Regions from separate parts of the Homo sapiens genome. Here region 2 is linked to region 1. The links are chromatin loops, found by intact Hi-C in ENCODE. Cell type or tissue: K562. All regions are shown on one strand. Links, peaks and the distances in the headings refer to the core of each region. The heading gives the core; the rest is flanking DNA. Region 1 has its middle 58 kb from the start of CACNG4. Region 2 has its middle 29 kb from the start of APOH.

Region 1 (16,482 bases), core at 4,987-12,986:
GGTGAGGTGCCAGCAGAGGCCAGCTTCCTGGCAAGTTGGCATGAGGACACAAGGTCATGGGGGAGGTGAGAGGCCCAGGAAGGGGGTGCCCCAAGCACAGATCTGAGCATCACTCCAGCCAGGCTGGCCAGGCTGGGCACATGATTGCAGGAGCCTGTGTCCTGCAGCAAATGGGGCCCGTCCTGGCAGCAGCCCGCTCCTCGCTCTGACAGGCGGATCAGTCCCCTTCTCTGAGCCTCCATCTCCGCATGATGCCTGCCTCTGTGTCAGGCTATCAACATCACACGTTATGCAAAGGATGCATGTGACAGGTGCCCATTAGGGATATCACTGGGGCTACAGCCATAAAGGGCCTTCCCAGGAGCCACATTCTGGGCTGGAACTGGGTGGAGACAGCAGTCAAGCCCAGGTCTTGCCCCTTTGTCCTCAAGAAGCTGTCCAGGGAGCAGAGAAGCCATGATTCTGCTGTCGATGACTCCCGTGATCACCATGCGGTGGATGCTGTGAGCCCACCCGGATGTCCCTGCTGTCAAGGCCATGTCACTCTGGGCTACTGGGAGGACTGTCCTCAGGTGACCCTCAGCCATCAGCCCTTACCCTGGGAGCTGCCTCAGCTGCAGAGCGCCACCTCGCCCTTGGTCATGCCCTGCCCTGGGCAGTCCATATCCAGGGACCAGTGGGCTGGAAACAAAGTCGTGGCAATCTCAGGCAACTCAGGATAACTCTGAAGGGCTGGTCTGCCTCCAGCACACCCTAGGAGTGGGGCCTGCTCTGCAGCCGGGATCCCCCCGCCCTCCACCCATCGCTCCTCCCACCCTTCCTTTCCCAAGTGCCTGGCTCCAGGACATCCCCAATCCCCTGCCAGCTCTTTCTCCTTGCCCGCTTTCTGAAGAATCCAACCTGCAACATATTATCACTATAATTGTATAAGTGCGGATGATGTCGCCCAGGATTGCTTGCAGGTGAGCCTAAGTTGAGAGAAATTGCAGGCAGCCGCAGGAGCATGTCATAAGGAACAACTTTAGTTTTTGCCTGCCCGAGGGCCACTCTCCCCTTCTTTTGGCCAAGGAGTGAGGAAAGGACTCAGGCTGGGTTATAGTTCCTCATCCCGGCTCTGCTGATGAGGGGTAAGGTTGGGCAGCTCATGCAGTGCCAGGCACCAGGTCAGGCCTTTTGTGAACATGACTGCACCTAAGCACATCAATCATGGGTCCCCATCTCACAGGATTAAAGAGATCACTTGTCCAAGGTTACACAGCTAATGAGTGGTGGGGCTGGGATTCAATGTTTTTCACACGAGGCTCCGAGGGACCCTGGGACATTCATGGGGTCCCTGGAGGGAAGAGTGTGAGGAGGAGGTGAAGAGGAGGCTGAGAAGAGGAGGCTGAGTAGGGGAGGCTGAGTAGGTGGTGCTCCCCAGCCTTCAACGGCGGCAACTCAACCTGCACGGATTTCACATGCCAGGCAGATGCCGCCCTGTGCCGGCATCTCAGGCAGCCTGTGCTTGATGTTCCCAATGTCATGTTGACTTTTCCACGCAGAAGTGGTTCTGGAATCAGACAGCTCCAAGCAGCTGACCTTTCCTGCATGCAATTCTGTCTGCTTCAAGTCACTTCAATCTACTGATTTTGCTCTGCCCTTAGGAACCACACCAAATAGACCCTGCTTTTCAACTTAGCCCCTGAGAGTAGTTACCTGTCCTCACTGAGTGGCCAACCATGTCCCCTCCCTCTTTTCCCTCCTGTGGGTGATGTGCTTCAGGGATGTTTCATCATCCTGCTCACTGTCTTCTGTAGAACCTCCAGATTGCAATGTCTCTTTAAAGTATAATTTCCAGAATTGATTAAAAACTCCAGCACCAAATGCCAGGGACTATTATGTTTCTTGACGTGGGCTTCGTGTATTTGCTCATTTTGTTTGTTAAGAAAATGTCCTAAACCTGTAATCTCCAATGCACAGGTGATCTGCAGGTCAGTAGTGCCTAAGCTGTCTTCACCAGCCTGTGCATGGAAAATTGGTTTGGGGAGCCAGAAGTCAATACTTTACATTTACCCCTTTACCAAATTATACCTTTGACCATTGAACATAGAACTTGCACCTGCGAAGAGTCATTTTTTTCCCCCAAATTCATATGCTTACCCAATTTTATCAGGGAAAAAAGCTAACAATTCTGCCCTCTTATGGCCAATTTATTATTTTCCTCTTCTTTAACATATTTTCCTGGAACAGAATGGGACAAGCGATTCCATACATAGTTTGGACATTGTGTAGCACACATTTTCTTTAGGATAACTCCCATCTGCTGGTGGAAATGGAGAAGAACCTATAATAAGGTGGCCGGTGAGGATAGTTTCAGGAGCCTGCCTCCTAAGCCTTAGCTGTCCACCCACCATGCTTGGCAACTGTGGCTGCCCTGGAAGGCAGAAGAAACTTCTATCTACAAAGAACCTCCAAAAGGACTAGAAATCAGCCTCCAGTGCTTCCTATTTAATTCTGAAACAATCCTATAGAAACAAACTTACAGAAAAGTTGCGAGTCCAGAACAAAGAACTCCTTTGTAAAGGAGGGCTCCCAGGCTTTTATGGTAAATGGCACCCTCAGGTCTCAGAAACTTCTTCACAGCACTCCTAGGCCAAAAGCACCCAACAATTCTATTTATCAAGTACAAACAGGCCCCGACTTGCGTTGGTTCACTTATGATTTCTCTGCTTTACGACGGTGCTGTGAAAGTGATACACATTCAGTCAAAACCATACTTGGAATTTTGAATTTTGATCTTTTCCCCCGCTAGGGATGCACAGTGCAATACTCCCACATGAGATATTCAGCACTTAATCATAACACAGGCTTTGTATTAGATGATGTTGCCCATCTGTAGGCTAATGTAAGTGCTCTGAGCATGTTTAAGGCAGGCTAGGCTAAACAATGATGCTCAGCGAATTAGGTGTATTAAATGCATTTTCAGCAGGGCATGGTGGCTCACGTCTGTAATCCCAGCACTTTGGGAGGCCGTGGCAGGAGGATCACTTGAGCTCAGGAGTTCAAGACCAGCCTGGGCAACATAGTGAGACCCTGTCTCTAATTAATGATTTATTAAAAGGATAAATAATAAAAATGCATTTCAATATATGATATTTTCAACTTACAACAGGTTTATTGGGACGTAATCCCATAGTAAGACAAGGAGCATCTGTAGTTAGGATTCTGTGCCTCGGTCCTCATTCCACCCAGGAGCTGCACAGGCTCTGCTGTGTGGAAGGCCCCAGGCCCCAGTGTAGGGTCACAGGGATCGTTTCCGGCAATAACATCCACATGTAGCATCTGCCCACCCCCCTCCAGAAGCCACTCTTTCATCTTCCTTTTTTGGACACAAATCTGGAAGTCGTGAATATTCATGTTGTTATTCTTCTGGCCCCTGTGCGTTCCCTCTGCTCCAAAGCCATGAAACAACCACATCACACATTCCCCTCTATGCAGTCTGCCCTGATTAAATGACTTGAGAATGGCCACTTCTTTGTCAGGTTTTGGAGAGGCCATTCTCAGGGAGGCTGAATAGTGGTAGGCTGGTAGATGTTGCTGTGTTTCCGTCAAACATTTAAGGTATTCTGGCCGGGCACAGTGGCTCATGCCTGTAATCCCAGCACTTTGGGAGGCCGAGGTGGGTGGATCATGAGGTCAGGAGATCGAGACCATCCTGGCCAACATGGTGAAACCCCGTCTCTACTAAATATACAAAAATTAGCCGGGCATGGTGGTGTGTGCCTGTAATCCCAGCTACTCTGGAGGCTGAAGCAGGAGAATCGCTCAAACCCAGGAGGCGGAGGTTGCAGTGAGAGCTGAGATTGCACCACTGCACTCCAGCCTGGGCGACAGAGCAAGACTCTGTCTCAAAATAAAATAAAATAAAATAAAATAATAAAATAAAGTATCCTATGGCATTTCTGAGAGTTTACTGTAGTGCCCTGGGGCACCTCGAAACATGGCTTGGGAACCGTGGTTCTGGGCTAGTAAGTTGCCAGCTTGGTGCCCCATTATCCTTAAATTCTTTAGTGTGTGTTTCCTGCAAAAGGACATTCTCCTACACAGCCTAACACATTCATCCCCACCAGAATCCACAACAATGCATCGCTACCATTCAAGGGCCACAATGGAGGTCGGTACTGAGACTCACAGTGGACCAAAGGAGGGAGTGACCAGCAAGACTGATGGGACTCTTCGCAAAGGGAAAAGATGAATGGGAGTTTCCCAGGTGGGAGGGGACACTATGCCGTGCCACACAGGTTTAGGGAAACTTGGCGTGTTTGGGAATGCAAAGTTCCCTAAGGCTGGAGCTTAAAGACCAGAGACATATGTTGGGGCCAGAGACAAAAGACCCTTGAACTCCAGACGAAGGATTGTGAACCTCATCCAACAGGCAATAGGGAGCCAAAAGACATTTCAGGCAGAGGTCAGGCAAGCCAGCTTCATTTCTGAGAAAAGTCTGCTGAGCAGTAGTACAGATGGTGGAAGGAGTAGGGAGAGAGGCTGGGCTGGGACAGGAGTCGGGGCCACTCGGGAGCCCAGGTGGGGCCAGGGGGCTGGAGGGCAGCCCCCTAAGGCCAGGACCTGCTAATTCTCAACCCACACGAGACTGTGAAGATGGAGACCAGCCCTCTGCTTTGTCTGCATCAACCCTGCACCTCATCGTGTATTGTAACGTAGCATAGTGTAGGCAATCTCAAAGCAGATCCGTCCAAACACAGGTGTGAGAAACTGACCGAAGCCACGTGGAGAAGTTCAGCTCTCAGGACACAGCACATCTCTCAGTTAATTTTGGAAGCTCTGAAGTCAGAGGACTGGACTTGGTTTAAGGCTCTGCCATGTGCTAGCTCTGGGGTCCCAGCTACTCACCTCACCTCTCTCTTCCTCCTAACTTAACAAAAGGATAATAAGAATCAACTTTATGAGCTGCAAGAGGATTCAAGGAAGACAGCCCTATAAGATTCTTAGCCAGTGCCCAGCACAGAGTAAGAGTAAAGTAAATGTCAGCTAATACCTTCACAGTTCTTGAAAGGTCTGTGTCTCAACAGAGGAGTTTCTTTCATCACAGACCAAGCCAAGGACTAACAGTTTGTGTAATCGGCAAATTATTAAGAAGCAACATGCTGGGGCTGGGAACTCGAGATGAAGATGGAGATGCAGTTGGAGCAGGGTGGGTGTATTAGCCTGTTTTCATACTGCTATAAAGAACTGCCCGAGACTAGGTAATTTATAAAGGAAAGAGGTCTAATTGACTCACAGTTCAGCATGGCTGGGGAGGCCTCAGGAAACCTACAGTCATGGTGGAAGGCAAAGGGGAAGCAAGGCACCTTCTTCACAAGGCGGGCAGAAAGGAGAAGTGCCGAGCGAGGGGGAAGAGCCCCTTATAAAACCATCATATCTCGCGAGAATTCACTCACTATCAGAGAACAGCATGGGGGAAACCACCCCCATGATTCAATTGCCTCCACCTGGTCTCTCCCTTGACAGGTGAGGATTATGGGGATTACAATTCAAGATGAGATTTGAGTGGGGACATAAAGCCTAATCACATCAAGGCTTTCAGGCTGCAGAATGGGAAGCTGGAAAGGAAATCCAGAATCCAGCAGGACGCTTTGACTCAAAGAACTGAGCAAGAGCAGAGACTAAGCAGAGGCCATAGGGTGGATAGATGGATGGTGGAGGGGAGTCAGGAAAGGTTCTGGAGCTGGCAGGCGTGGAGCAGAGGGCAGGGATGGCATGAAGCAGCGTCACCTGCCTCTGCCCACTCAGAACACAGAAGCCCCGCCCGCCGATTCCTGGTGTCCTCAAAAGGCAGAGGGAGGCAATGGCAGCATTCATGGCCAGGCTCAGAGGCCACACCCTAGGGAGTCTGGGGAGAGGGGGAATCATCCCCGGGACAATCTTGGCCCAGCTCCTGGGGGCAGCAGTGAGGGCAGAGGGGAGGGATGCAAGTCGGCCGGCATGGACCCACACATAGACGCCTTGACAGAAAGAGAGGCCATTCCTACATTGCTTCTTGGTTGAAGTCATTGGTACGTGCTCTATGAGAGAAGGGGATTTCCTCTGGGAGAGGAGCCTGCAATGGACTGAATGTGAATGTCCCTGCAATATTCCTGTGTTGAAATCCTAACCCCTGGTGTGACAGTGTTAGGAGATGGAGCCTTTAGCAGGCAACTGGGTCACGAATGGGGTTACTGCCCTTATTAAAGCGACCCCAAAGATGGACCCCTCTTTCCATCAAGTGGGAATACAAAGAGAAGCCAGCCGTCTTTAGCCCGAAAGAGGGCCCTTAGCAGCCCCGGACCACGTAGGCACCCTGATCTCAGACTTCCAGCCTCCAAAACTGCGAGAAACAATGTCTGTTGTTTAGATACCACCCAGACTATGGTACTGTGTTGCAGCAGTGCCAGAGGACTAACAGAAGCCCCAAAGATGATTAAAATTAACCAAAGATAATTAAAATTAAATCGATTTTTTTAAAAGAAGAAACACCAAAAACCCACTGCAGTTCAAACACACTTACCTGGACAGAAAATTTTTAGGGAAAAAAAAAGATAGCTGCAATACACACACACACACACACACACACACACACACACACACACCCCAAATGCCAAGCTTCTGAATGCAGAGCAGGTGTGTCCCACCGGGAGGACATTGCCATCAGGAGGCTCTGGCTGATAATTAAGCTACAAACATGTACAGAGGCATGGCTGTAGCCAGAGAACATTGTAGATCATTAGGAAATTTCACCTTCTCTAGCTAAGGAGAAGAAAAATGTGGAGAATCTAGCAATCGCCTCCAAAAGCTTTCGCTTAGTGCCAGTACAATCTAAGAACAAGGAAGGGGTCAGAGAAGGGCCATGACAGAAGGAGAGGCCAGGAGGGGGCAGGCCCCGGGCACAGGGTTTGAGCCCCTGTGTCTGGGACTGTGGGAGAGGACTCGCTGATAGCAAGTTACTGCTGGCAGAGTTCCCATTTTTTCAGCTCTTGCCCCTGGATCTGGGAATGTGCTGCTCACTTCCTGTAGTCTTTCTGCCTTTGAGAATGAATTTCTAAACAGTAAAGATCCAGCTCTATGAATTCACCAGCCATGACTTCAAAACAAGTTTCCCGACTTCAGAGAGGCACACCTGTCATTGACTTGGGGGGCCATTTAGGGAATCAAGTGCCCCTCACTAGGGCCCAGCTGGTTGGCATGGAAACCCTCAGTGCACAGATGCAGGCTCTGGCAGGTTCTGGCATATTCTGGGGCAGAGCAAACTCCCCCGCTGTTCTGATGCAGCCCATCTTGGCGCCCTGGAGCCTGTCCATGGCTAAAAGCCAAACCACGTCAACGTTGAGATATTTTCCACCAGCACGTTATCACTCAACAAATAATGGGAATGCTAGACATTGAGTAAATAAATACGAATTTGAACAGGGGACCTAAAGGGTTTGCTGACCAGTGGGGTCTGTGGTCAGGGAAGGCTTCCCTGAGGAAATGATGCTTAAGCCCAGTCCTGGATGAATGAGTGAGGGCTCCCCAAGGAAAGGTCTTGGACAGAGGATTTCATGGGACTGTCATGGGAAAGGCTCTGAGGTGGGCTTGAGAAACTAAGAGGAGCCCAGGATAGCAAGCAGGAGAGTGGAAGAACATAAGGGGTGGAGGCTATGGTTGGGGTGAAAATGCAGGCGATAACTGTTGTGCCCGTTACTTGGCATTTTTTAAAGGGGGCAGGGGTGATGAGCACGGTTTTTCATAAAAACAGTCAACTCCTGCCAGGTGTGGTGGCTCACACCTGTAATCCCAGCGCTTTGGGAGGGCGAGGCAGGCAGATCACCTAAGGTCGGGAGTTCGAGACCAGCCTGGCCAGCATGGTGAAACCCCGTCTCTACTAAAAATACAAAAATTAGCCAGGGATGGTGGCAGTTGCCTGTAATCCCAGCTACTTGGGAAGCTGAGGCAAGAGAATGGTTTGAACCCAGGAGGCGGAGGTTGCAGTGAGTCAAGATCGCACCATTGCACTCCAGCCTGGGCGACAGAGTGAGACTCTGTCTCAAAGAAAACAACAACAACAACAACAAAAACGGTCAACTCCAAACTTCTCCCAATCCAGACAGACCAGTTCACAAGGGCCTAATGTCTTTCTCTACCAGGTAGAGAACGGCCTGATGAAACAGTGGCTATTTTCCCCAACTGCTTACATGAGAACACAGAGTCTTGGAGAATCCAAATAACTTGCCCCAAACCAGGAGGCCAACATGTGAAGGATCCTCAGATTTGGAATAAGATTTGTCTGACCTAATTTCCGTCCTGGCACAATTTGCGTGCCGCCTGCAACTGAGTTTTCGTTGAAGGGTCACTCACTCCGCCATTGAGTGATATTTATTGAGTGGCTACTGCATGCCAGAGGCTGTTCTAGGCAGAGCCCCGGCCCTTGAGGAGCTTATCTTCTGGCGTGGGGATGAGAGGATGGAATGCAAGAACCACAGAACACACACCCATCACAGGCGTAGTGCAATGATGAAGATGCAATGGGATCAGGTGGAGGAGACTCAGGGGAGGCCTGAAGACGTGACATTTGGGTTGAGACATGAATGGCAGGGGACATTTGTGGACTCCATTAACAATAAGGGTTGTGATTAGGTTCAGAAAATGGCGGCTTAATTCACATGCATGTGAAATGTGGCACGGAGCCATGGTCAAGGTCGCCTCCTCAGACGCAAAGGGAGACGCTCCCTCTGGTGTCCAGATCCAGCAATTGCAGGGATTGAGCCGGCAGAAACTCAAAACTCGGGGTGTATTCCACATCCGCAGATACACAAGAGAGATACAATTCCTTGCATAACCCCCTGCAATTCAGAGGCAGTACGATGAGTGTTCTTAAGCCATAAATCAGTAAACATCCCCTAAATAAATAAATAAAAATATCTAAACTTCACGTAGATCTATGCCTGCACATGCCATATTTTTTGCAACATCTAGGTATCACTTGTGATCTTAATATCAACCTTTTTCCTGTAAATCAACTTGTTTGCTAAGATACATTTCATTTAAAAGAAAAATCTTTTGCCACCTCCTACAGTAAATGGAAATCCAATATCATGCACCAAAAAAGTAGAAGATAGCCATAAGACTAATCCACGCAACACCAAATCACATGGTTTGATTTCTTCTGGACCTCAGGCCTGGCTCTGTGTTTGTTACAAGGGGGAGATCAGAAAGTGTGGCTGGGGTATGAGAGATAAAAAAGCAAGACTGAGGCTTGCGTTAATTAAAGGGCCTGAAAGACACTGAGAGGAGAATAATTTTCTCATTGGGAGATTGGTTATTATTTAAGGTCATGCTCCTGGGTCCCTAAAGTTCTGGGGTGCAATGCCCTGGGGACTCCAAAAACTCAAGACTATGCATGTTTTCTTGTCCAGGCACGGAGTTGACAAGGAAGACTGGAAAATGGCCCTGGTGACCATAAACCAACTCCCACCCCTCACTCCCCCTCGGGCCCAGAGTGGTTAATTGAGTATTAAAGGATCACACAAGGAATGATAAACCTGAAGAGAAATGGGGTCTCCTGATTCCCACTCCAGTGCTCTTTCTCTGCACCTGGGGAGGCCAGTGTCATCCGTTAAATGCAATAAAATCCTCCTTTTTTTTTTTTCTGGACGGAGTCTCTCTGTTACCCAGGCTGGAGTACAGTGGTGTCACCTCCGCTTCCTGGGTTCAAATGATTCTCCTGTAGCCTCCCGAGTAGCTGGGACTGTAGGCGCACACCACCATGCCCAGCTAATTTTTGTATTTTTAGTAGAGATGGGGTTTCACTGGTCTTGAACTCCTGACCTCAGGTGATTCACCCACCTCAGGTGATCCACCTGCCACCCAAAGTGCTAGGATTACAGGCATGAGCCACTGCACCCAGCCATTTTCTTTTTTTTTCCCTTTTTTTTTTTTTAGACAGGGTCTTGGTTGCCCAGGCTGGAGTGCAGTGGCATGATCTTGGCTCACTGCAACCTCTGCTTCCCGGGTTGAAGCAACTTTCCCACTTCAGCCTCTTGAGTAGCTGGGACTACAGGTGCATGCCACCATGCCTGGCTAATTTTTGTGTTTTTTGGTAGAGATGGGGTTTCACTATGTTGGCCAGGCTGGTCTTGAACTCCCAACCTCAAGTGATCAGCCTGCCTCAGCCTCCCAAAGTGCTGGGATTACAGACATAAGCCACCGCACCCAGCCAAAATCCTCCTTTCATACAACTATGTTTCATCCTTTGAAAGCTACTTCACAACAAATCTGAGTTATACGTATGACTCTGAGTACTTCTTACTAAGTTTGTGCATCATGATTTAGTAGTCAAGGGGGAAGTAATGGAGAAGTGATTATACAAACATAACCTCCCAAAGTAGAATTTTCAGAGAAGTTACCATGTGCAATTGTTCTCCAGAATTCATCTCACGGCCTAATTCCTCATCATTCTGGAGAAACAGGTCTTTTTCTGATCCACTTGGAGACTTGAGACTGGATGGCGGCTGGAGGAGGCTGACCAGACGGTGACCAGGACCAGGATGGGATTTCATAGCAGGCAGATGTAACTCACCAACACGCTGCCAGTGCCAAATGTCCCTAATCAGTCACTTGCCAATTGCCATTTTTAGCCCAGACTATACATTTCCAAATCCTAAGGATCTGCTTATAAAACCTGATTGGAAATGAGATCAGGAAGAGCAGACACAATGTAAGAAATTGGGAAGCTCAAGCTGGGATTCCCAAGACTGAAGAAAGCCAAGTTGTTTTCTGAGCATGGGGACACCATCCGGACCAAGAGTGGGTCCTTCCCACCTTCCCTGGGACCCCTCCATGGGAGACAGTGGAAATCAGCATGCTGGCAGCCTGGATAATGAGATTTCCACTTCTCCCCAGCTTCATCTGCTCTTCTGTCTGCTGAAGCTCTCAGCTGGAAACACAGACCCTAAAGGGACAGTGGCCTTGACTTCCTGGTGGGGAAAAGGGTGAAAGGCCTGGTTAAGAGATTGCTTTGCTACAACATCTGGACCAGAGCTTTTGAGCTTTCTGAACTTAGAAGGTGCAGACCTTGTTCTTACAAGGCCCACATCCAAGCGATTATATGGTTAGTAGGTGCTGCTTGAGAACACACAAACCCACTAAAATTTACTATTGGATTTCATTGGACTGTGGAATAAATGTGTAGTTTATTCATCACAACAGCTTCTACCCAACTGTGAAAACAGTCATCTGTGCACATTTGAGATGCAGGGTTATGCTCTGTCTGTGGGGGCAGCTTGTCCACGTGAACTCTGAGACTCTGACAGCTGGTCACTGTCCCTTTGGAGTCTGAGGTCCACTTCCTGGGAGTCTCTTCTGCTTTAGATCATTCATACAAATAGCATCTATAATGCAGAGACATGGGGACTGGGCTCCACACCCCACCCTCAGCAGTCATTGATGTTTGAGCTTAAGTGATAGTCTCTTTTTTCAACTCAGGGTGTGTGGCTCCAGAATTTTAGATGAAGCAATTGTTTTGGATTCATGCAACCTAAAGAGGTTCCCTCCAATGACCTGGGGTTAGGTGTTCATCTCCCCTCCACCACCTCTGCCCAGACTGAGCAGATAATTGAGGTGAGTGGGTCTTGGGTCAGGTTGGCGGGGACAGAGGAATGGTGAGTTAGCCCAGATATACAAGACCTTTGCTTTATAAATTTACAAGGGAATTGCCTGATTTGAGAATTTAAGTGGATTCCAACCCTTTGCCCTTTCACTGTCAAAAATACTGTAACTCTTACTTTGCATAATAATGTTTAATTGTGTGCCGCACATTTCAGAGCATACTGAACATGCATCTCAGGGCAGAGAATGGCGTGTGCAAAGCAGGAATTTTGCACTTATTAGACACATTCAATTATGTTCAAGGGTAAATCTCATCAAGCTGCATTTTCTCCTTAGATGTTAACTTTTAGATCCTGACCCCTGAGAAAGGGGTTAACGTTGCAGTATGAGAGCAGGGAGGGGTAGACTTCTATCACAGCATTGAGGGCGACAAAAATGAATGATGATAATTGCGGAAACTTTTAGTGACACTGGGAGACAGCTCTACAGCACTGGGGATTATGTTGTGAATGGTGCTCACGTATTTAGTTTCACATTTTTAACTTCTTCAAGTGGGAATTTAATTTTTTTTTTTTTTTGACGGAATCTTGCTCTGCCTCCCAGGCTGGAGTGCAGTGGTGCGATCTTGGCTCACTGCAACCTACACCTCCCTGGTTCAAGCGATTCTCCTGCCTCAGCCTCCTGAGTAGCTGGGATTACAGGCATGTGCCACCATGCCTGGCTAATTTTTGTATTTTTAGCAGGCTGGTCTCGCACTCCTGACCTCAGGTGATCCACCCACCTCGGCCTCCCAAAGTGCTAGGATTACAGGTGTGAGCCACTGCACCTGGACAGGAATTTAATATTAAATTGCCCAAAATTTAATTATTTAAAACTGCTACAGATACAAAAGATTGAAAACCATTAAATGGAAATTTTGAGGCCAAAAATCGGTTCATTCATTATTCATTCAACAGATATGGATTACACTAACGTGCAACCCGTGTGTGTCAGGCCCTTTGTTAGAGCTGGGACAGCCCTTGGCACCCCCTTGCTAAGCTGCAAGTTCCCAGAATCTAGATGCTTGCACCCGGGCTGTCACGGGGCAGAGGCCACCAAGGATGCTCAAACTGTTACATGTGCCTCACGCCCACCTGTGGACACCAGTGGGTGAAGAGTGGGTTTGACTGTCCCAGAGCTTTAGTAAGGCAGCTTCATGGTGTCTCGGAAAAAGAACTCAGGTCTGGGAGCAAGGAGCTCCAGTTTCTCACCCCAGCTCCGTGCAGCTCTTGTGTGGTTTGCACGCAGTGGTCCACGCCTGGACTCCCGCCCCTGTACCCAGGCTCTGCCTCTCACCTCTGCACACTCACCGGGCACACCTCCAGCCCTGCTGAACTCACCACCTTGCGGTCATAGCCGGGGCCGCCAATGGGTCCTCAGAGCTGCTGGTGGTCGGGCTCTGTGTCTCAGCCTGTTCAGCCCCCGGCCACCTGGTCACTAGCTTGGACTTTTCTCTTCTGGCCTCAAGCCCCCAACACCTTCTCCATCTCAGCAGACTGATCTTCGTGTTCCTTCACTGAGGAAATTGAAGCAGCCACCTCTCTGCTGACATCCGTGTCACCTGTGCCATCATCCCTCCTGTCACTGAGGATGGCCTGTCCATGTCCCCCTCCTGTTTCCTGGATCCCAAGACCCCACTCAAGGCCTTGGCCCCAGCCACCCTTCCCTCTTCCCCGTATCGCTGAGTTTCCCTCTGCTAGACTCTTCTTGCATGGTTCGTTTCCCATCTCAAAAAGGAACAGAGCAGAATAAAAGCTTTTCTGGCCCCCTCAAACCCTCCTGCTACTGCCCAGTTTTATATTCACTGCCTAGGGCTCCTTCCCTCCCATCCTCTTTTTTTTTTTTTTTTTTTTTTTGAGATGGAGTCTCACTTCCGCCTCCCGGGTTCACACCATTCTCCTGCCTCAGCCTCCCAAGCGGCTGGGACTACAGGCACCCGCCACCACGCCCGGCTAATTTTTTGTATTTTTAGTAGAGACAGGGTTTCACCGTGTTAGCCAGGATGGTCTCGATCTCCTGGCCTCGTGATGTGCCCTCCTCGGCCTCCCAAAGTGCTGGGATTACAGGCGTGAGCCACCGTGCCTGGCCCCCCACCCATCCTCTTTTTAACCTGTCCATCAGACTTTTGCCTCAACCACTACACTGAAACTGCTGTCATCGGCGTCACCAGTAGTCCCCACATTGCTAAATTCAATGCCGGCCCTCAGGACAGTTTTTGTTTTTGTTTGTTTGTTTGTTTTTGTGAGAGAGGTGCTCACTCTGTCACCCAGGCTGGAGTGCAGTGGCGCAATCACAGTTCACTGCACCCTTGACCTCTTGGGCTCAACCAATGCTCCCGCCTCAGTCTCCTGAGTAGCCAGGACTACAAGGTGCCACCATCATGCCTGGCTAATTTGTGTATTTTTGGTAGAGATGGGGTTTTCCCATGTTGCTCAGGCTGGTCTTGAACTTCTGGACTCAAGTGATCCACCAATCTCAGCCTCTCAAAGTGCTGGGATTACAGGCATGAACCATTGTGCCTGGCCAGGATGGTCTTTTTTGACCTATCTGCCATCAGATACAGTTGATTAATTCCTCCTCCTCGAAGCACGACCTTCATCTGTCCTTCAGGATACATCCCTCCCAGACACTCACTCTCCAGCCCCTTCCCTGACTCCTCCTCATCGAAGGCTTCCAGGGCTCAGTTCCTTGACGTTTTCTCTCCTCTGTACTTGTTCCTTGGGGAGTCCATCTGATCTCATGGTTTACATACCACACACATGTCTACACCGACACATCCCAAACATACATCTCCACCGAGACCCAGCCCCTGAGCTCCAAACCCCAGTTGGCTGGTTGACTTCTCCACCAGAAGAGCTAATAGACATCACTCATTTAACTTCTGGAACTGAACTTCTGACTCCACCCAAAGGCCACTCCCCGTCAGTCTTCCTAATTCTCGTAATGACTGTGCCATTCTTCATTGCTCTGAGCAAACCTCTTAGGATCTTTTTTAGCTCTTTGCTTCTTCCCACCTTCTCCCAACCCAATCATCTTGGCTCTACCTTCAAAATACATCCAGAATCCACATCCACTGATAGATGAATGGATAAACAGAATGTGGCTTAGTCACACAATGGAATATTGTTCAGCCTTTAAAAGGAAGGCAATTCTGCCACATGCTGCCACATGGATGGGCCTTGAAGACACTAGACTAGGTGAAATAAGCCAGGCACAAAAGGAAAAATACTGTACAACTTCAATTATATGAAGTACTTGGAATAGTCAAATTCCTACAGACAGAAAGAAGAAGAGGGGTTGCCAGGAGCTAGGGGAGTGGGAGACGGAGAGTGAGTGTTTAACGAAGACAAGGTTACAGTTTTGCAGGATGAAGAGTTCTGTGGAAGGGAGGTGGCGGTGGTTGCATAGCAGCGTGAATGTATGTAAGGCTACTACTGAACTCTGCACTGAAAAATGGTTAAGATGGGGCTGGGCGTGGTGGCTCATGCCCCTAATCCCAGCACTTTGGGAGACTGAGGTAGGTGGATCACTTGAGGTCAGGAGTTCAAGACCAACCCGGCCAACATGGTGAAACACCTACTAAAAATACAAAACTTAGCCAGGCGTGGTAGCACGCCTGTAGTCCCAGCTACTTGGGAGGCTGAGGCAGGTTGAACCTGGGACACGGAGGTTGCAATGAGCCAAGATCGTGCCACTGCACTCCAGCCTGGGGTGACAGAGTGAGATCCCATCTCAAATAAATAAATAAATAAATAAATAAAATGTTTAAGATGATAAATTTTATGTCTTGTGTATTATACCACAGTTAAAATAAATTTTTATAAAACACTGGGCCGGGCGCGGTGGCTCACGCCTGTAATCCCAGTACTTTGGGAGGCTGAGGAGGGAGGATCACAAGGTCAGGAGATGGAGACCATCCTGGCCAACATGGTGAAACCCTTTCTCTACTAAAAATATAAAAATCAGCTGGGCATGGTGGCATGTGCTTGTAATCCCAGCTACTTGGGAGGCTGAGGCAGGAGAATCGCTTGAACCAGGGAGTTGGAGGTTGCAGTGAGCTGAGATTGTGCCACTGCACTCCAGCCTGGAGACAGAGTGAGACTCCATCTCAAAAACAAAACAAAACAAAACAAAACCAAAAAACCCACCTAGAATCTGATCCCTTCTTACCCACTTTATTGCTACCATCCCCGTCCGAGCCACAGACAACTCTCACTGGAATTATTGACATGGTCTGTGGTCTCCGCCAGCAGCCAGGAGGATCTCGGGAAATCCGAGCCCTCCATAGCTCCCCTCTCACCCTCTGGGTTACAGCAGCCTTACAACATCAGTGGGCTCAGCTGCTGGCTGTCTCCAAATGAGGCAAAGAGAAGGTCAGGGCCGAAGTCCTGGGTCTGCACTAGAGGCTGCGTGCTTTCCTGGCCTCACCTCTCACTTCTTCCCCCTCCGTGGATCCCCCCAGCATGCTTCCCTGCCCCAGGGCAGCTGCTTCCTACCCCTGAAACTCTCTTATTTTCTTTCTCTTTTTTTTTTTTTTGAGACAGGATCTCTCTTTATCGCCCAGGCTGGAGTATAGTGGCAAGATCACAGCTCACTGCAGCCTCAACCTCCGGGCTCAAGCAATCCCCCCACCTTAGCTCCCTAAAGTAGCTGAGACTACAGATGCACACCACTATGTCTGGCTAATTTCTGTATTTTTTTGTAGAGATGGGCTCTCACTATATTGTCCAGGTTGGTCTCAAACTCCCGAGCTCAAGTGATCTACCCTCCTTGGACTCCCAAAGTGCTGGGATTATAGGTGTGGGCCACCTCACCTGGACCTGA
Region 2 (11,710 bases), core at 1-8,000, 650 kb before region 1:
TTGCAATGAGCTGAGATCATGCCATTGCACTCCAGCCTGGACAACAAGAGTGAAACTCTGTAAAAGACAAACACACACACACACACAATGTTGTACAATTTATTTAGTCTATAAAACCAAAATGAGGCTTCAAGTCAGCTTAGTTCATTGTCATCCAAGCATACATATTAGGGTTTGGTAATACAAGCACATGTTAAAAAGTATTTCTAGGCTGGGTGCGATGGCTCATGCCTGTAATCCCAGCACTTTGGGAGGCTGAGGCAGGTGGATCACCTGAAGTCACAGGTTTGAGACCAGCCTGGCCAACACGATGAAACCCCATCTCTACTAAGAATACAAAAAAATTAGCCGGGTGTGGTGGCAGGAGCCTGTAATCCCAGCTACTTGGGAGGCTGATGCAGAAGAATCACTTGAACCCAAGAGACGGAGATTGCAGTGAGTAGAGGTCATGCCACTGCACTCCAGACTGGGAAACAAGAGTGAGACTCTGTCTCAAAAAAGAAAAAAAGAAAAAAGAAAAGTATTTCTACAGTACAATATGTAAATAGTGAGAGAGAAGTTACCTTCTCACTGGTGATCACCTTGGTTCTTGCCCTCAAAGTCAATCACGGTTGCCACTCTTTTTTTTTTTTTTTTGAGACGGAGTCTCGCTCTGTCACCCAGGCTGGAGTGCAGTGGCACAATCTCGGCTCACTGCAAGCTCCGCCTCCTGGGTTCACGCCATTCTCCGGCCTCAGCCTCCCGAGTAGCTGGGACTACAGGCACCCGCCACCACGCCTGGCTAATTTTTTTGTATTTTTAGTAGAGAGGGGTTTCACCTTGTTAGCCAGGATGGTCTCGATCTCCTGACCTCATGATCCGCCCACCTCAGCCTCCCAAAGTGCTGGGATGACAGGTGTGAGCCACCACACCCGGCCAACCACTTTCTTGAGTATCCTTGGTAAACCAAAAAGTATCTGAGTCAAATCTCAACAAATTTAGAAAGTTTATTTTTGCCAAGGTTAAGGATGCAACTGACACAGCCTCAGAGGTCCTGATGACATGTGCCCAAGGTGGTCAGCAGGGGATGGGGTTGGGGGTGCAGCTTGCTTTTATACATTTTAGGGAGACACAATACATCAATCAATACATGTAAGATTAACATTGGTTTGATCTGGAAGGGTGGGACAAGTTGAAGCAGTGGCAGATTAGGGGGTGCTTCCAGGTCATAGGTAGATTTAATTATACTGTGATTAAGATAAGGGATTGTGAAGCCGGGCATGATGGCTCGTGCCTGTAATCCCAACACCTTGGGAGGCCGAGGCAGGTGGATCACCTGAGATCAGGAGTTCAAGACCAACATGGCCAACATGGCAAAACCCTGTCTCTACTAAAAGATACAAAAATTAGCCAGGCATGGTGATGGGCGCCTGTAATCCCAGCTACTTCAGAGGCTGAGGCAGCAGAATCGCTTGAACCCAGGAGGCGGAGGTTGCAGTAAGCCGAGATTGCGCCACTACACTCCAGCCTGGGTGACAGAGCAAGATTACGTCTCAAAAAGAAAAAAAAGATAAAGGGTTGTGGAGACCAAAGTTTTATCCTGCAGATGAAGCCTCCAAGTAGCAGTAACAGGCTTCAGTGAGACTAGATTGTAAATGTTTCATATCAGACTTAAAAGTCTGCATTGATGTTAATGCTGGAGGGGTATAATGAGGCATATCTGACCCCCACTTCCCCATCATGGCCTGAACAAGTCTTTCAGGCTAAATTTTAGGTGTCCTGGCCAAGGAGGAAGTCCATTCCTATGGTTGTGGGGAGGCCTTCAAAATTTTATTTTTGATTAAACCTTCTAGAAATATCCTATGCATTATGAACATTTTTATACAAATTTCAGCATATTACACATGTTGTTACTTTTTTTCTCTCTCTCTCTTTGAGATAGTCTTGCTCTGTTGCCGAGGCTGGAGTGCAGTGGCATGATCTTGACTCACTGAAACCTCTGCCTCCTGGGTTCAAGTGATTCTCCTGCATCAACCTCCAGGGTAGTTGAGACTACAGGCGCATGCACCATGACTGGCTAATTTTTGTATTTCTGGTGGAGACGGGGTTTTGCCATGTTGGTGCCAAGCCGGTCTCGAACTCCTGACCTCAGATTATTCGCCCCCCTTGGCCTCCCAAAGTGCTGGAACTACAGGTGTGAGCCACCACACCCTACCGATACACATTGTTCTTGATCATGTTTATTTCACTTAACAATGTTTTGGTGCCAGGTGTGGTGGCTCATGCCTGTAATCCCAGCACTTTGGGAGGCTGAGGCGGGCAGATCACCTGAAGTCAGGAGTTCGAGACCAGCCTAGCCAACATGGCGAAACTCTGTCTCTACCAAAAATACAAAAATTACCCGGGTGTGGTGGCATGCATCTGTAGTCCCAGCTACTTGGGAGGCTGAGCCAGGAGAATCACTTGAACCAGGGTGGCGGAGGATGCAGTGAGCCAAGATCACACCAGTGCACTCCAGCCTGGGTGACAGAGTGAGACTCTATCTAAAACAAAACAAAACAAAACAAAACAAAATATATATATATACACATATATATGTGTGTGTGTGTGTGTGTGTGTGTGTGTGTGTGTGTGTCTTGGTGATCATTTCATATCTGTAAATATAGATTTGACTTTTTTTTCAAACAACAACATGCTATACTATATCCATTGTAGGAATATGTCACAATTTATTTAACTGGTACCCTACTCATGGATGTTTAGCTTGTTTCCAATCTTCTGCTATTACCAACAGTACTGCTAGGAATATTTTTATATACATTTCTTTGTGCACATGTATAAATATATCCAAAAGATGAATTCATAAAAGTGAAATTGGTACTCCAAGGGTATGTATATTTTTCTTCTTAATATATATTCTCAAATTATCTCCTATTGGAATTTGGCAGAGATTCTGGAATTGCTTTTCATCGAGGTTGTAACACCCACCACCAACATAGGCAACACTGGCTATTTATCTCATAATGCCTCTGTGGATGTTTCCTTCAAAGAACACCAGATGGCAGAACAGACCCTAATACGTTTGCCTTGGGTAACAGGGAACTTCCGGACTTGAAGCCTCATTTTGGTTATGTAGACTGAACAAATAAAGTTGTAGAACCAGTTGTACATTAATAAATCTCTATAGATAGAAATGTATCAATTCCTCAGTAATATCATCAGTAATAGCAGATGGTAGCCTTTGCCTTTTTTCCTGTCTACCTGAAAAAAACACTAAAAAGATCCTCATCTTTCGCTCTGTAATTCTTCCCCATTACACAAACATTACTTTTTCTCCAGCTGAATAATATAGAGAACGTGCGTTAGCAATAATAATTCATGGAGTTTCATTTATGTGTGAAAGTGACTTATTTAGTTCATGTTGTTACAACAAGGAAATGTATGAGCATATGTATGTCACATAAGAATATGTCTTTAAGCAAATAGAAATGAATAATTAAAGTTGATGCCTTTACTATAAGGCTTTCATTTGTCAGAACACCAGCAAACCAATTTCACAGCAGGAAAACATTTTTTTTTTCTTTCCTGGAGAGTATGTCATCTGAGCAGAACAAATTCAATTAGCGTTGTACCTGCTTTGCAACTTATGAGAATGCTTTTATGCCTCTGGGTAGCTGCTCTCAACCCACAGCCCACAGCCCACATATACCCAATAGAGAAGGTACTCATGAACTTGTATATGCTCTTCCGTAAAACTCTTTTCAGTCTTCAGGATGTAGTACTTTTTAAATTAATCCTTCATTGCCCCAGAAGATAAACCGGTGGGAAGTTAATGAAATTGGCGTCCTAAGCTACCTGCTCAGGATCAAAATTTGCTACCTACTACAGATCTTATTATTGTCCTTCTTGAGAAATGACAGATGTCTTATTTTAAAGGTTCTAAGATAAGATGTACATAATTTTAGGGGCAGTATCATCTAGTCGCTGTAGTTCCTTGGAACACTACAAGTCCTTAAGCTAAACAGGAAGAGACTCTGCCACAAAGAAGGCAACATTGAGATTAATGAAGATTTATTGGCTAGGCGCGGTGGCTCACGCCTGTAATCCCAGCATTTTTGGAGGCCAAGGTGTGTGGATCACTTGAGACCAGGAGTTTGAGACCAGCCTGGCCAACGTGACTTAATCCCGTCTCTACTAAAAACACACACAAAATTAGCCGGGCATGGTGGCAGGCACCTGTAATCCCAGCTACTCCGGAGGCTGAGGCAGGAGGATTGCTTGAACCTGGGAGGCAGTGGTTGCAGTGAACCAAGATCATGCCACTTCACTCCAGCCTGAGTGACAAAGCGAGACTCCATCTAAAAAAAAAAAGAAAAAGAAAAAAAAAAGATTTATTAAGTACTAGATCTTTCCCAACTGCCATATCACGTTACAACATTTTATCAGGCAAAAGTTATCGTGCCCCTGTTTCAGATTAGGAAACTGTGGCTCAGAAAAGTTAAATAACTTGCCCAAATTAACACAACTGCCAAGGGGCCAAGCAGGAATTTGGATGCAAGTATATCTACCTCCTAGACTGATGGTTCTCGATGTATGGCCCCCAGACCAGCAGCATCACCATCACTAGTATAACCTGGAAATTTTTTATGAAACATTTTTCAGGACCCAACCTGCTCCTCCTAAAGTAGACATTCTGGGGTTGTGGCCCAGCAATCTATATCTATCTATCTATCTATCTATCTATCTATCTATCTATCTATCTATATCTATATATAGATATAGATATAGATATATTTTTTGAGATGGAGTCTTGCTCTGTCACCAGGCTGGAGTGCAGTGACTCGATCTCGGCTCACTGCAACCTCTGCCTGCTGGGTTCAAGAGATTCTCCTGCCTCAGCCTCCCAAGTAGCTGGGACTACAGGCATGCGCCACCATGCCCAGCTAATTTTTGTATTTTTAGTAGCGACGGGGTTTCACCATGTTGGCCAGGATGGTCTCGATCTCTTGAGCTCGTGATCCGCCAGCCTCGGCCTCCCAAAGTGCTGGGATTACAGGCATGAGCCACCACACCCAGCTCAGCAATCTATATTTTAACAAGTCCTCTAGGAGATTCTGATGCAAGTTCAAGTTTGAGAACTATTGTCCTAGACACATTCTGCCACAATATCCTGATACATGGGAGGGATGCATGAGAGAGGAAACTAGTGTTCCTCGAGTCACCATCACGAGCCAAACACTGTCATGAGTGTTTTACATCCTATTCCCTTTAATCCTCACAATAGCCATGCAAGTTAGGTGTTCTGTTTTGTTTTGTTTATTATTTATTTATTTATTTATCTAGAGACAGAGTCTCACTCTGTCACCCAGGCTGGAGTATAGTGGTGTGATCTTGGCTCACCACAACTTCTGCCTCCCGGGTTTAAGCGATTGTTGTGTCTCAGCCTCCCCAGTAGCTGGGATTACAGATGTGCACCACCACGTCTGTCATGTTTGTATTTTTAGTAGAGATGGGGGTTTCGCCTAGTTGGCCAGGCTGGTCTCGAACTCCTGGCCTCAGGTGATCCACCTGCCTCGGCCAAAAGATGCTAGGATTATAGGCATGACCTACTGTGCCCAGCCTTGTTTTTTAAATTTTACATTAAGGAAACTGAAGGTACACCGAGGAAACTGAGGATGATAAGGTCATTTGTTGAAGCTCCCAATACCAATAAGAGGCACTTTACACTTGGGCCTATCTGATTCCACAGTGTAAACTTCATGCCAAATCCACTGGTAAGTTCTATCCTTCTATCCTAACAGTCATATTGGTTGGCTAAGCGTTTGTCTTAAGGGTATTCTTCACACACAATTGTAATTAGCCTGATTGTGCAGTTTTCCAGCCAAAATCTAGATGAATGATTATAAATGAGAGGGATGCTGCTAGAAATACATTAAAGAGAGACAAAAGTGACAACATGCCAGGCGAATAGTCTAGAAGGAGATAGTAAAAACTACACAAAAAAATGCATAACTTAAAAAAAACTTAAGACCGTATCACTTTGTAATTAAAAAAGCAATAAAGATTAGTTATAAAAGTTGAGGGTCTGAGGCTGTTTTGTGTATGGGTCTACACTTCAACAATTCCTGAGCTTGTAACTAGAATAAAGAATATCGTAATGATGATTACAAAATCCATGGAAAATAGATTGAATTTTCCATATTAAAGTGTGTGAAGTGCATTTCAAAAAGATCTGCATGAGAAATGGTTAAAATGAGAAATGTGTTGACTCAAGACACAAGCTATAGGTTACCTGTGCAACTGATCCATCTGGAATATTACATTCATCAGGGCTGCTATTGCCTGAAACCAATTTGGACTCGGACTGCTGAACCTTCCTGATATGGCTGAATGTTTGTGTGCCTCCAAAATGCATGTCAAGGCCCGGTGAGGTGGCTCATGCTTGTAATCCCAGCACTTTGGGAGGCTGAGGCGGGCGGATCACCTGAGGTCAGGTGTCTGAGACCAGACTGGCCAACATGGTGAAACCCCGTCTCTACTAAAAATACAAAAATTAGTCGGTCATGGTGGCGGGTACCAATAATCCCAGCTGCTCAGGAGGCTGAGGCAGGAGAAGTACTTGAACCCCGGAGGTGGAGGTTGCAGTGAGCCAAGACTGCGCCACTGCGTTCCAGCCTGGGTGACAGACCAAGGCTCTGTCTCAAAAAAAAAAAAAAAAAGGCATAGGTCAGGCGCAGTTGTTCACGCCTGTAATCCCAGCACTTTAGGAGGCTGAGGCAGGTGGATCACCTGAGGTCAGGAGTTCTAGACCAGCCTGGCCAACATGGTGAAACCCCATCTCTACTAAAAATACAAAAAAATTAGCTGGCAGTTGCCTGTAATCCCAGCTACTCGGGTGGCTGAAGCAGGAGAATCACTTGAACCTGGGAGGTAGAAGTTGCAGAGAGCAGAGATCGCGCCTCTGCACTCAAGCCTGGGTGACAGAGTGAGGATCTGTCTCAAAAAAAAAAAAAAAAAAGGCATGTCAAAACTTAATCCCCAATTCAACAGTATTAAGAGGCAGGACCTTTATGAAGTGATGAATGCCCTTATAAAAGGGTTTGAGGAAGAAAGTTCAGCCAGTATTAGCCTTTCTGCCATGAAAGGATGTAGTAAGAATTCATGCCTTCTGCCACGTGAGGATTCAGTGACAAGACTCCATGTTGGAATCAGAGACCAGCCGTCACCAGACACTGAATCTGCAGGTGCCTTGATCTTGAACTTCCCAGCCTCCAGAACTGTGAAAAATGAATTCCTGCTGTTTATAAATGAACCTATTCAAGGTATTTGTGTTATAGCAGCAGGAACAGACCAAGACACTTCTTTTTGTCCCATCTTTATTGTGTGTGTGTGTTTTTTGTTTTGTTTTGTGATGGAGTTTTGCTGTGTCGCCCAGGCTGGAGTGCAGTGGCAGTGATCTCGGCTCACTGCAACCTCCACCTCCCAGGTTCAAGAGATTCTCCTGCCTCAGCCTCCTGAGTAGCTAGATCTACAGGCGTGTGCCACCACACCTAGCCACTTTTTGTATTTTTAGTAGAGATGGGATTTTTGCCATGCTGGCCGGGCTGGTCTCGAACTCCTGACCTCAGGTGGTCTGCCCTCCTCAGCTTCCCAAAGTGCTGGGATTACAGGCATGAGCCACTGCACCTGGCCTCTCTTTTTTATTGGTAAAAGGACCTCTTGTTTCATGCAGCCCTAGAGCTTGCTCTCCTAAACTCAAAGGTGGGAAACAGAGACTGAGGTCCTGACTTGGATCCAATTACATGGAAAAGGTCTGAAGCTCAGGTTTAACTGAAGACTCCTGAAATAAAAGATAAGAATCCTGGAGGAGCTGACCCATCTTTCATCCTTCTGATACAATAAAAAAGGCCCCATGAGACTGCTGTAGAAGAGACTTCAAATGCCTTCTAAGCCATTGTGGCTACTGTGGGATTGGTCACATATTAGAGAAGATTTTTTTTGTTTGTTTGCAACATTTCTAACCAGGATTTTTTTTTTCTCACTGAGTTATACCAGGCTTTGATAGTTAGTTACAAATAAAAAATGAGTTAGCCTACTATTAGAGTCTTGAATGTCCAGGAGAAATAAGACTAAGACTAAGAGTTGTACAGACAATTCTCTTGAATTGGCAAAAAAAAAAAAAAAAAAAAAAAAAAAAAATCAGGCCAGTAGACTTTCATGAGTGTTCTGCCCTACCAGCATCCTTCAGCACAAGATGTACCTGCTCCACCAATGGCAAGCCATAGCTGCTAACAAGATCACGGTAATTCAGAGCTCCTGCTGCTTCTTGCCTGGGTAGTCAATGAAGTCTCACCAGGGGAAGAAAAGAATGTTCCTCCCTGAATTGTTCATCAGGATGGACTCATTACTCGCTTCTTTCTGCTTGGACTGAAGCGACAGGATAGCAATTTAGGGATGGCTGATCTAAAGCACATCAAGGCACGGTCGCTGAGCAGGTGCGGTGGCACCAAATTCAAGGAAACCCCATAGGTAGTTCCCACCAGCAATGTGGGTTTCAGCCTTTATACCAGCACCATCTGAACAAGCCCCATAAAAAGTGCAGATTACAAAGCAGAAGCATTTTCCATGTGGGCTAACACATGAGGTGGTTGAACAAAAAAGCAGTAGAAGAGACAGCCATGCCCAGAGGCCAGCTCAGTTCTTGATCTGGAAGTTACTTTCTGCCTTTTTTCCTGTCTCTGTTTCTACTAGAAGCCCGCTTTCTTCAATCTGCTTTATTTTTTATTTTAGAGAGAATGTCTCACTGTGTCACCCAGGCTGGAGTATAATGGCACAGCCATAGCTCACTGCAACCTTAAACTCCTGGGCTCATGCCAATCCTCCCATCTCAACCTCTGGAGTGGCTGGGACTACAGGTATGCACCATCACACCTGGCTAAATTTGTTTTTTTTTAAGAGATGGGGTGTTCCTATATTACCCAGGCTGGACTTGAATTCTTGGCCTCGAGTGATCCTGCCTCCTTGGCTTCCCAAAGTGCTGAGATTACAGGTGTGAGCCACTTCACCAGGCCCAATCTGCTCTTTTTTTTTTTTTTTTTTTGAGATGGAGTCTCACTCTGTCTCCCAGGCTGGAGTGCAGTGGCACAATCTTGGCTCACTGCAACCTCCACCTCCCAAGCTCAAGCGATTATCTTGCCTCAGCCTCCAGAGTAGCTGTGATTACAGGCAACCACTACCACACCTGGCAAATTTTTGTACTTTTAGTAGAGATGGGGTTTCACCATGTTGGCCAGGCTGGTCTCAAACTCCTGACCTCAGGTGATCCACCCACCTTGGCCTCCCATAGTGCTGGGATTACAGCCATGAGCCACCGCACGAGGCCCAATCTGCTTATTAATCTTAGTGTACAGTTCCTACTATGTGCCAGGCATCGTGCTAAGTGCTTTCTATACCTTATCTTATGTGATTCTCACAATTCGCTAAGTCCTATTATTTCCCCCTTTCTCAGATTCAGAAACTGAGGCTCTCAGAGGTTAAGTATTTTGCCCAGGGTCATGCAGTTGTTATGGGGTAGAGCTAGGATTTAGACTCAGGTATTCGGATTCCAGAATCCCCTCACCCTTGCCATTAAAGGTGTGGTCTCTGGAACAGGGACATCAGCAGCAGAAGCAAGTATCATCCATCACCTCAGAGCTGGTAAGAAATGCAGTCTCCAGGCTCGGCGCAGTGACTCACGCCTGTAATCTCAGCACTTTGGGAAGCCGAAGCAGGTGGATCACGAGGTCAGGAGATCGAGACCATCCTGGCTAACACGGTGAAACCCCATCTCTACTAAAAATACAAAAAATTAGCCAGGTGTGGTGGCGGGCACCTGTAGTCCCAGCTACTCCAGAGGCTGAGGTAGGAGACTCACTTGAACCTGGAAGGCAGAGGTTGCAGTGAGCCAAGATTGTGCCACTGCATTCCAGCCTGGGTGACAGAGTGAGACTCTGTCTCAAAAAAAAGAAAAGAAATGCAGTCTCCAGTCCCACCGCCATGCCCGACACTGAAGGAAAATCTGCATGTTCTTTTTCTTTTTTTTTTTTAATTTTTTGAGACAGAGTCTTGCTGTGTTGCGCAGGCTGGAGTGCAATGGTGCCATCTCTGCTCACTGCAACCTCTGCCTCCCGAGTTCAATTGATTCTCTTGCCTCAGCCTCCTGAGTAGCTGTGATTACAGGTTTGTGCCATGACACCAGGCTATTTTTTGTATTTTTAGTAGACAGGGTTTCACTGTGTTGGCCAGGCTAGTCTCAAACTCCTGACCTCAAGCAATCCACCCACCTCACCCTCCCAAAATGCTGGGAGTACAGGCACGAGCCACCGCATCTGGCCAAAATCTACATTTTAACAAGATCCCCAGATGAGTCCTGTGTCATTAATCTGATCTAGTGCCATATGTCTGCTGCCCACTGATGTGCCTCTCCTCTTCTCCTCCCAATCCACCTCCACACCCTGGTAACTAAGTGCTGGGACAGGTAGGGACCAGGGAGTGCTGGGGGCAGGGATGGAGAAGGGGCAGGTGTTCACCTAGAGCTCAAGGCTGGTACACATGCTGGGTGGGACCCAGAGGGGTGCTGAGTGGGACCCATTACTTCCACAGACACGGAAACAATTTTTATTACTACTTCCCAAGCCTGGCAATGTTTCATGATGCAAATGGGCTGGACTGCTCACCATTTAATATTTCTCTTCAGTACTTGAATCATTACCAAGACACAGCCACCTACCACTGACCTCTGTTCCCCAGAGGATTTGGACAGTCATTAGAGCCCATTTTAGTGCAGACCTTGTCCTTTTGATAAATGAGTTGAAACTTAAACTCCTTGGCTGAGAATGATTATCCAGCCCCCGAATGGAATAGATCTGGTGTTGGGGTGGGGGTTGGCTAGCATCTCATCCACTGGCTACTCACCCTGGAGTACATCTCCAGGTCTCCAAGGGCTTTTCTGAAATATATCCCTGGGTCCTCTCCAATATCAATAAATTAGACTCTGCAGGGTCGCCCAGGAATATACATTTGTTGTTGTTGTTGTTTTGTTTTTCTTGAGATGGAATCTCGCTCTGTCACCCAGGCTGGAGTGCAGTGGCGTGATCTCGGCTCACTGCAACCTCCGCCTATCGGGTTCAAGCGATTCTCCTGTCTCAGCCTCCTGAGTAGCTGGGACTACAGGCATGCGCTACCATGCCCAGCTAATTTTTGTATTTTTAGTAGAGACGGGATTTCACCATGTTAGCCAGGATGGTCTCGATCTCTTGACCTCGTGATCCGCCTGCCTCGGCCTCCCAAAGTGTTGGGATTACAGGCATTAGACACTGAGCCCAGCCGAATATACGTTTTAAATGCTTTCCAGTTGAAAACAGTTATTTTGGCTGGGCATGGTGGCTCATCCCTGTAATCCCAGGACTTTGGGAAGCCAAGGTGGGTGGATCACTTGAGGTCAGGAGTTCGAGACCAGTCTGGCCAACATGCTGAAACCCTGTCTCTACTAAAAATACAAAACAAAAACATTATCCAGGCATGGTGGCACACACCTGTAATCCCAGCTGCTAGGGAGGCTGAGGCAAGAGAATCGCTTGAACCCAGGAGGCAGAGGTTGCAGTGAGCCGAGATCATTCCACTGCACTCCAGCCTGGGTGATGGAGTGAGGCTCTGTCTCAAAAAAAAAAAAGAAAGAAAGAAAAGAAAAAGG

What was found. Peaks named below come from ENCODE experiments on the same cell type or tissue, not always from the same donor. Only the 100,000 strongest peaks of a DNase experiment are listed, where the experiment ranks them.
Region 2: it touches region 1 in a loop (6-fold over the local background); 13 of 110 quality-filtered maps call a loop at or near these places.

What each region holds. Positions count from the first base shown.
Region 1 is chr17:66,898,122-66,914,603 of GRCh38, forward strand. No RefSeq gene overlaps it. Among named protein-coding and RNA genes, the nearest start is that of CACNG4, 58 kb to the right of the region's middle. In K562, for the core only: a CTCF peak has its summit at 8,755 (motif pointing left); a DNase peak (open chromatin) is centred at 8,730; H3K27me3 peaks cover 5,148 bases.
Region 2 is chr17:66,252,191-66,263,900 of GRCh38, forward strand. No RefSeq gene overlaps it. Among named protein-coding and RNA genes, the nearest start is that of APOH, 29 kb to the left of the region's middle. In K562, for the core only: a CTCF peak has its summit at 3,043 (motif pointing right); a DNase peak (open chromatin) is centred at 3,031.